Linked DNA regions of Homo sapiens: region 2 is linked to region 1. The links are chromatin contacts, found by Hi-C or POLR2A ChIA-PET in ENCODE. All regions are on one chromosome and are shown on one strand. The core of a region is the stretch at or near the end of the contact, and the rest is flanking DNA. Distances in the headings are between cores, read along the strand shown. Region 1 overlaps FARS2 (phenylalanyl-tRNA synthetase 2, mitochondrial). Region 2 overlaps FARS2 (phenylalanyl-tRNA synthetase 2, mitochondrial).

The links. A loop is a pair of places that touch in the nucleus more often than their neighbours do. ChIA-PET counts read pairs that join two places held with the same protein, here RNA polymerase II (POLR2A). Pooled maps may share reads with other maps.
Region 2: a map of gastrocnemius medialis shows a loop between it and region 1 (6-fold over the local background). The contact joins two enhancer-like sites. A Hi-C loop is called at or near these places in 5 of 168 maps with a recorded cell type or tissue (B cell, CD4-positive, alpha-beta T cell, CD4-positive, alpha-beta memory T cell and 2 more), 1 of 37 single-sample maps with no recorded cell type and 8 of 50 pooled maps. POLR2A ChIA-PET finds 5 or more read pairs at or near these places in 8 of 52 experiments (CD4-positive, alpha-beta T cell, H1, K562 and 5 more).

The regions. Positions count from the first base shown.
Region 1 is chr6:5,633,287-5,636,438 of GRCh38, reverse strand. All of the region lies in intron 6 of FARS2 (phenylalanyl-tRNA synthetase 2, mitochondrial), which reads right to left. Among named protein-coding and RNA genes, the nearest start is that of FARS2-AS1, 180 kb to the right of the region's middle. Within about 2 kb of position 1,663, at least 2 of the 41 ENCODE cell types and tissues checked have a DNase peak (open chromatin) inside an H3K27ac peak, as active enhancers do; they include gastrocnemius medialis, where a contact is called at or near this core.
Region 2 is chr6:5,669,694-5,672,845 of GRCh38, reverse strand. The region is part of intron 6 of FARS2 (phenylalanyl-tRNA synthetase 2, mitochondrial); the gene reads right to left. The region is part of intron 2 of LOC101927950 (a long non-coding RNA gene); the gene reads left to right. Among named protein-coding and RNA genes, the nearest start is that of FARS2-AS1, 210 kb to the right of the region's middle. RefSeq lists an enhancer at 1-104. Within about 2 kb of position 1,570, at least 13 of the 41 ENCODE cell types and tissues checked have a DNase peak (open chromatin) inside an H3K27ac peak, as active enhancers do; they include gastrocnemius medialis, where a contact is called at or near this core.

The DNA of each region.
Region 1 (3,152 bases), core at 414-2,913:
GGATGCCTCACTGCACAAAATGGCTGCCAGGGCCCACAGTTCTGGATTGGGAGGGAGAAGCAGTTGCTAGCAAAGGGGGAATCACCGGGAGCTGGGTGGACACCCCAGACAGCGACCGTACACTGTCAGGCCTTCGCTGCAGAAGCTCAGGTTCTGTAATCAAATTTTCTCAACCCTGCTATCACATAGAGGGAACTTCACAGCGATTTTTCCTTTTAGTCTTCCTTAGAAGAGTTGCTCATTTTGTTAGCAATAACCAGTGTTATAATTTCATTTAGAACTTTAAATTTGGGGATGCTCATTAACATCTCCAAAGAGAAATGCTGATTAAAAAAAAAACAAAACCCTATTACACTTCTTTAAAGCGCCACTCCCACAAGAAACACAACTGCTGTTTGTGAATGAGTATAGCGGTGCTATTCTAAAACAGATGTCTAGTAGCTTATGTGTTTTGGAAATTTTTTTTACCATAACATTTTTTTTGAAATACCAATAGATAATACAAAAGTGTCATATCCTAGAAATATGGCTGACATCTCTTATTTCATGAACACTGACAGTGACTGCTTGGTATTTGCTTCCATCATCAAATCAGCAGCTCACTGAATTCCAAATGCAAATACAAAATGTCACATGCCTTCTGCAGGCTCCCTTTGCCATGTAGACTCCATGGGGTGGGCTTCGGGCCTAAATCAAAACCTGGGGAAACAACGACATGAGGCCTGGCCAGGCTGCACGTCTCATCCAACGCCACCCTGCACACAGAGGGGCTGGGTGCGTGTTCCGATTCTGCCATTTTCTACATGGGGCGTCCTTCTCATTTCCTCTACCTCACTTCCCCACCAGCACATGTGTCACCTGCATCCTATAACACTTACTGTGCATAAAAAAAGAAACAAAAGTATATTGCAACTTTTTTCCTTAAGGTGTTAAAAAAATTTCTTTTTCAGATCTTAAAAACCCACCAAACTTTTATTCCCAGCTTGTGACATCTTCAACCTGCTTTATTATTTTTTCCTCTTTTTTCTATCAAAAACAATTAGACCTTAAGAAAGTAATTTTATTGTTTGGAGTAAATTATCATCAGCAACTAGGTGCCTATTTTGAGCATGGGCTTAACTAGAGTAAACATAAAACACAAAGTTTGCTCATTAGAAACTTGGCTGTTCTTTGTTTGTATTTAATGCTTGTACTTAATTACAATTAGTTTTTCCCAGAGGAAACTCACCATTAGGATGTAACCAGCACCATCAACAATAACACTTACTGGACACTTGTTATGCACCAGGCAGTGCAAAATAACCTTCTAAGGTCGGTTCACTGTTAAACCCAAAGATAAGAAATTGACGCTTAGAGAGGTGAGTAACTTGCTCGAATGGTTCCACGGCCAACAAGTGGCAAAGCCAAGACTTGCACTCAGGGCGGCCTCTAAAGCCAGTGCTGTAGCCACTACTCTACAAAGACTTCATATTCCATTCCTTCCAGGACACATTAAGAAATAAGAGGGAATATGACAAAAACTACATTGTATAGCAACTGCAAGACAACTGAACTCCAGAAATCATGATGAAAGCTCAGGAAATTGATCAATCTGCCCGTGGAATGATTTAGCTGGGTCGAAGGGCACACAGAGGCTTTGCATTCCAGTTACTTCTGGCTACACTGTGGCCTCCAAAAAAGGGACTAGGGGATTGCCACGTGGGCTACTCTGCTCTGAAATGAGAGTAAGGCTATCTTTTGCTAAGAATAGGAGCACAAGCAAAACAAACCACAAATGAATTGCTTCATATACAGCTGGTACCTAAAGTACTATTTTAAAAATTGAGCAAGGCCTGGCATTGTGGCTCATGCCTTTGGGAGGTGAAGGTGGGAGGATAGCTTGAGCCCAGGAGTTCGAGCCCAGCCTGGGCTCTCAAGCCTGGGCAACACAGCAAGACCTCATCTCTACAAAAAAACCAAAAAACAAAAATTAGCTGGGCATGGTGGTATACACCTGTGGTCCCAGCTATTCAGGAGGTTGACACAGGAGGCTTGCTTGAGCCCGGAAGGTCAAGGCTGCAGTGAACTGTGATCATACCACTGCCCTCCAGCCTGGGTGACAGAGCGAGACTCTGTCTCAAAAATAAAAATAAAAAAATTGAGCAAAATAATTGGTTTTGTATCTTTTGTAAAAGATTCACTTATTGTAAATTATCTGTCCTATAAATTGTATCAGGAAAGCTGGTTAACTGTTTAGAAAAATAAAAGTTTGATTCTCTCATCTCACAATATCTTAATAACAATTCCAGATGGAACTAGAAAAAAATGTTTAATAATAAACAACTTAAGAGAAAATGTAAGTAAATATTTATATAATCTTTTGATGGATAAGAACTTCTTGCATGTAAAAGCAATGGACAAAAATTGATGAAAAAAATGTTGGATATGACAAAACAAAAAATATAAAATAAATTTATGCCCCACATATGATGAAGGATAATAAAAGGCAGATAACAACTTGAAAAATTTGTAACAAATATGAGATAAAATGGACTAGTATTTTGGGTATATAATTAGCTAATCATTGATAAGAGATTTTTACTGTTTGTAAAATGCCAACAGAAAAAGTGGGCAAAAAAAGACTTGAACAATTAAGAGAGGAATACAAATGATTAACAAATATAGGAAAATATTTTGTTTCACCAGTCATAACAAATGCTCTGATAAATAGATGCAAATAGCTATAATTTTGCCATGTAAAAAAGGGTTAAAATATTAAAATAGTATATGACAATGGCAGAATTTTCTTAGTATATACGTATGCAAGTTTATCCTATACATTTTTTAAAAAGACTAGAAAAAGGATATAAAACTTATCTCTGGTAAGCCAGGTGCCGGGCGTGGTGGCTCACGCCTGTAATCCCAGCACTTTGGGATGCTGAAGTGGGTGCATCACCTGAGTTCAAGACCAGCCTGGCCCACATGGTGAAACCCCATCTCTACTAAAAATACAAAAATTAGCTGGGTGTGGTGGCGCATGTTTGTAATCCCAGCTACTTGGGAGGCTGAGGCACGATAATCACTTGAACCCAGGAAGCGGAGGTTGCAGTGAGCTGAGATCGCACCACTGCACTCCAGCCTGGGCAACAGAGCGAGACTCTGTCACAAAAAAA
Region 2 (3,152 bases), core at 321-2,820, 36 kb before region 1:
TGTCTCCAAACTCCAGGGAAAGAACAGAGAGGAACACATGTTGTCAGTGGCAACCAAACTTAGCTTCATCATGAATCACTGTGGCCTCATTCTGACAGGTCCAGTTGCAGCCTAGCCCTAGATCGCACCAAGCAGTGACTCAGCTACAATGAAACTTCAGATGCTATTTTTAAGGGGGGCTCGCAAGGGGAAGGAGGGAGGTGTAGAAATGCTTTATTATTTTTTCCTGAATTTTTATAGCCTCAACTAAATCTAAATCTTTACTTTGAGACCAGAATTCTGGAAAAGTTAACCTGCCCCTGAAGTTATGTAACCCATGGTTTACTTTTTATATCACAGCTTGCCCGTTAAAGTCACAAACCATTTCCATGGCCAAAATCTGTTTGAGTAAAATTGAAAAGGGGAGTTTTCAGAAGAGTCTGGACCCAACGGAAGCAACTGTGGTACAGTGGGAGGAACACTGGCTTGAGAGGCAGACGGTTCTGCAGCTTGTAAGCTGCGTCACGGTGGGACTGAACGGCCAGGACGTGGCCAGGGGATAGTGAGGCTGAGGTGGCTGTCCTGGATAGAGTCTTAGGGCGGGCCACCACAGGCACGGGTGGGTGTGCCTACCCTGCTAGCTCTGCACTTTGGGTCGGTGAGGAAACCCCACCAAAGCCGCTTTAGATTCCACAGACTTCAGTGCTGTCTTCTCTTTACTCTTGCCTTCCCACTGAAGGGGCTTTGCTGTTCCCACGGCTACCGACTGATTCCTGTGTTCATCTACTCATCCTTCTCTGGACTTTTTCCAACTGCTACCTTCTCTTGAGCAATTAGCACAGTGCACATATTTCCAGAATGGAGACATGGTATTTTTGTGGAAAAGTAGGACAATGTCTTCCGCAAATGCACGTTCCTCACGATGATCGGAATTGTGTTTCCTCTCCTGGCAAGGTCCCTGTCTTCTGGGGAACAGTCCCCCTACAGTGATTTTTGGCTTATGTTCTTAGACACAAGCGATGGCTCAGAAGCCTCACCTCCCCGCGTTGATGCGATTTCTCCTGCGGGTGTCCCTGTAACATCTTTGGTAGAGCAAGCCATCCAGCTCAGAAGAGCTCTCATGAGGCAAAATCTAATCTAAAAACTCTTCAGTGGCAACATCTTTAAAGGTTAAACCATCCTCTGTAAACATGTGCTTGGTTCTTGGAGTAAGTCCTTTCCTATTTTTTCCAGAGCTAAGTCTTCCAGGCTGGAAGGCTTAGGAAGAAATAACGCCCAGACTGGCCCGACAGTGTTGAGTGGAAATGGGGCACGAGAAGGGGGAGCCTCACCATCTGCTGATAAATCCATTCATACAACAGTGACCTTGAACACCATAGTTCTTTCTGTAACACCAGGAAGTTCCGGCAGAAACAGAGGAGAGAACTGAGCAGAGCCCCAGCTCAACGCTGAGACTTCCTCTTGCTACACCACATTAATCCTATGCCTGAAGAGCTCATTAGCCAATCACTTTCATGAACAAACCCATCCAGCTCTGGGGACAGGAAGAGCAGAGACAGAGTGGGAGTAACTCTTACGTCATGCTCTGAAAGCTCGGCCATGAAGCCTCATTTTTCTGAGGTACTCATGGACACTGCAACTTCCTCCTCCTCAGCTTCTGGCCAGCAACAGGCCCTAAATTAGTTAAATTTAACTATAATAAACATGCTGCAAATGAATTATATTTAACTCCAACAGCCACCTCAGGGTTTGTCTGGAGATGAAATAATTTTAGCTTATGCTACCATAAGTCCCCCAACTAAGGCAGAAAGTAATTACCTAAGGATTTACTGTAATGAGTTCACTGACACTCATTATTCATTATAGTGTGTGAACATTCCAGTCTTTTATACAGTCAGGCATAGACTGCACACTGCTGAATATATAGTCTTGAGTGAGCACAATAAGGACACTAAAAATAAAAAGCCACCTGATTTCAGTCTTAAGAATTCGTAATAATTATGAAGAGCCCCGGTTGAAACTTTACACCATCAGTAGAACTGAGCCTGCTAAGAAAATGAACAATGTGATAAGCTTTTGGAGCGATGACACTGCATGGCAGCACTTAAAAAGTGTGCTTATTTAAAAAAAAAATGTAACTGGGCTTCAGTGCTGTGCATACTAATGAGAACTCATGTTTTTCTATCCATTAAAGCAGGATCCTACTCAGAAGCATTTGGTTAGAGGAAGAGACTGTTTCTAAAAGTACGTACAAGTAATAACTTGCCCAAAATGCCATTCCTTATAAAATATTATGATATTCTACATTTCATTTGCTCTGAATCATCTTGCCATTAAAAAATTCTCATTTATCTAGTCACCCCTCGTGATCCATTGTGCATCAGTTGTGGGCCAAGTACTATAAGCATAAAGAACAACAGGACATGGTTTCTACTCTCTAGAAGCTAAAAGTTTAGTAGGGGACACAAAAGTTTAGTAAGTAAATGTTTAGTAAGTAAAAATGTTTAGTAAGTAAATGATTTCCTGAATTGTGATATCCACAATGATCAGGGGGTGTACTGCCTGTTGAATATGTATTATCTAGTCAGTATTGATGTAACTTATTTGGGTGGAGAAATCTAAACAGGACTTGATCAAGGACCAAAGCAACTCTAGCCAACTTTGGCCACTGAATGTCCTCTGTATACTTGCGCACTCTGGGCATAAGCGCCTATGCTTGGCTGCATATATCATTAACACACTGCTGTTAACTTCTATGTAAGTGTTTATATCTTGCCTCATTCTACGAGAATTTTAAGGAGGCCTACGAAAGAAAATATACAACAAAATAATGTTTGAATATGAACAGAAATCAAGAATCAACACAAGAAATGGGATGTTATTGACACTTTTCTCATGTCAGACTCCATTCTGCCTACTTCTTCCCCACCCCCGTTCATAGGTCATGAGCTGTGCAAGCAGCTAAAGGGATCTGAAGGTGTGGGGTTAGAGGCAGGCAGAAGGGGTGCTTAAGCCAACTCAGCCTCTTCTCCTTCACCAGCTCCTCCAATAAGCCCAACTCCGGACAAGGCTCTGGGTGCTCTTGCAGGTGAGAAGGTGGTGCCGGCAGCCACTCCGCTTCACTCTCCGAATCTCAGGACCTCTGTTTGCCATCAGGAGGCCAAATGACTAGC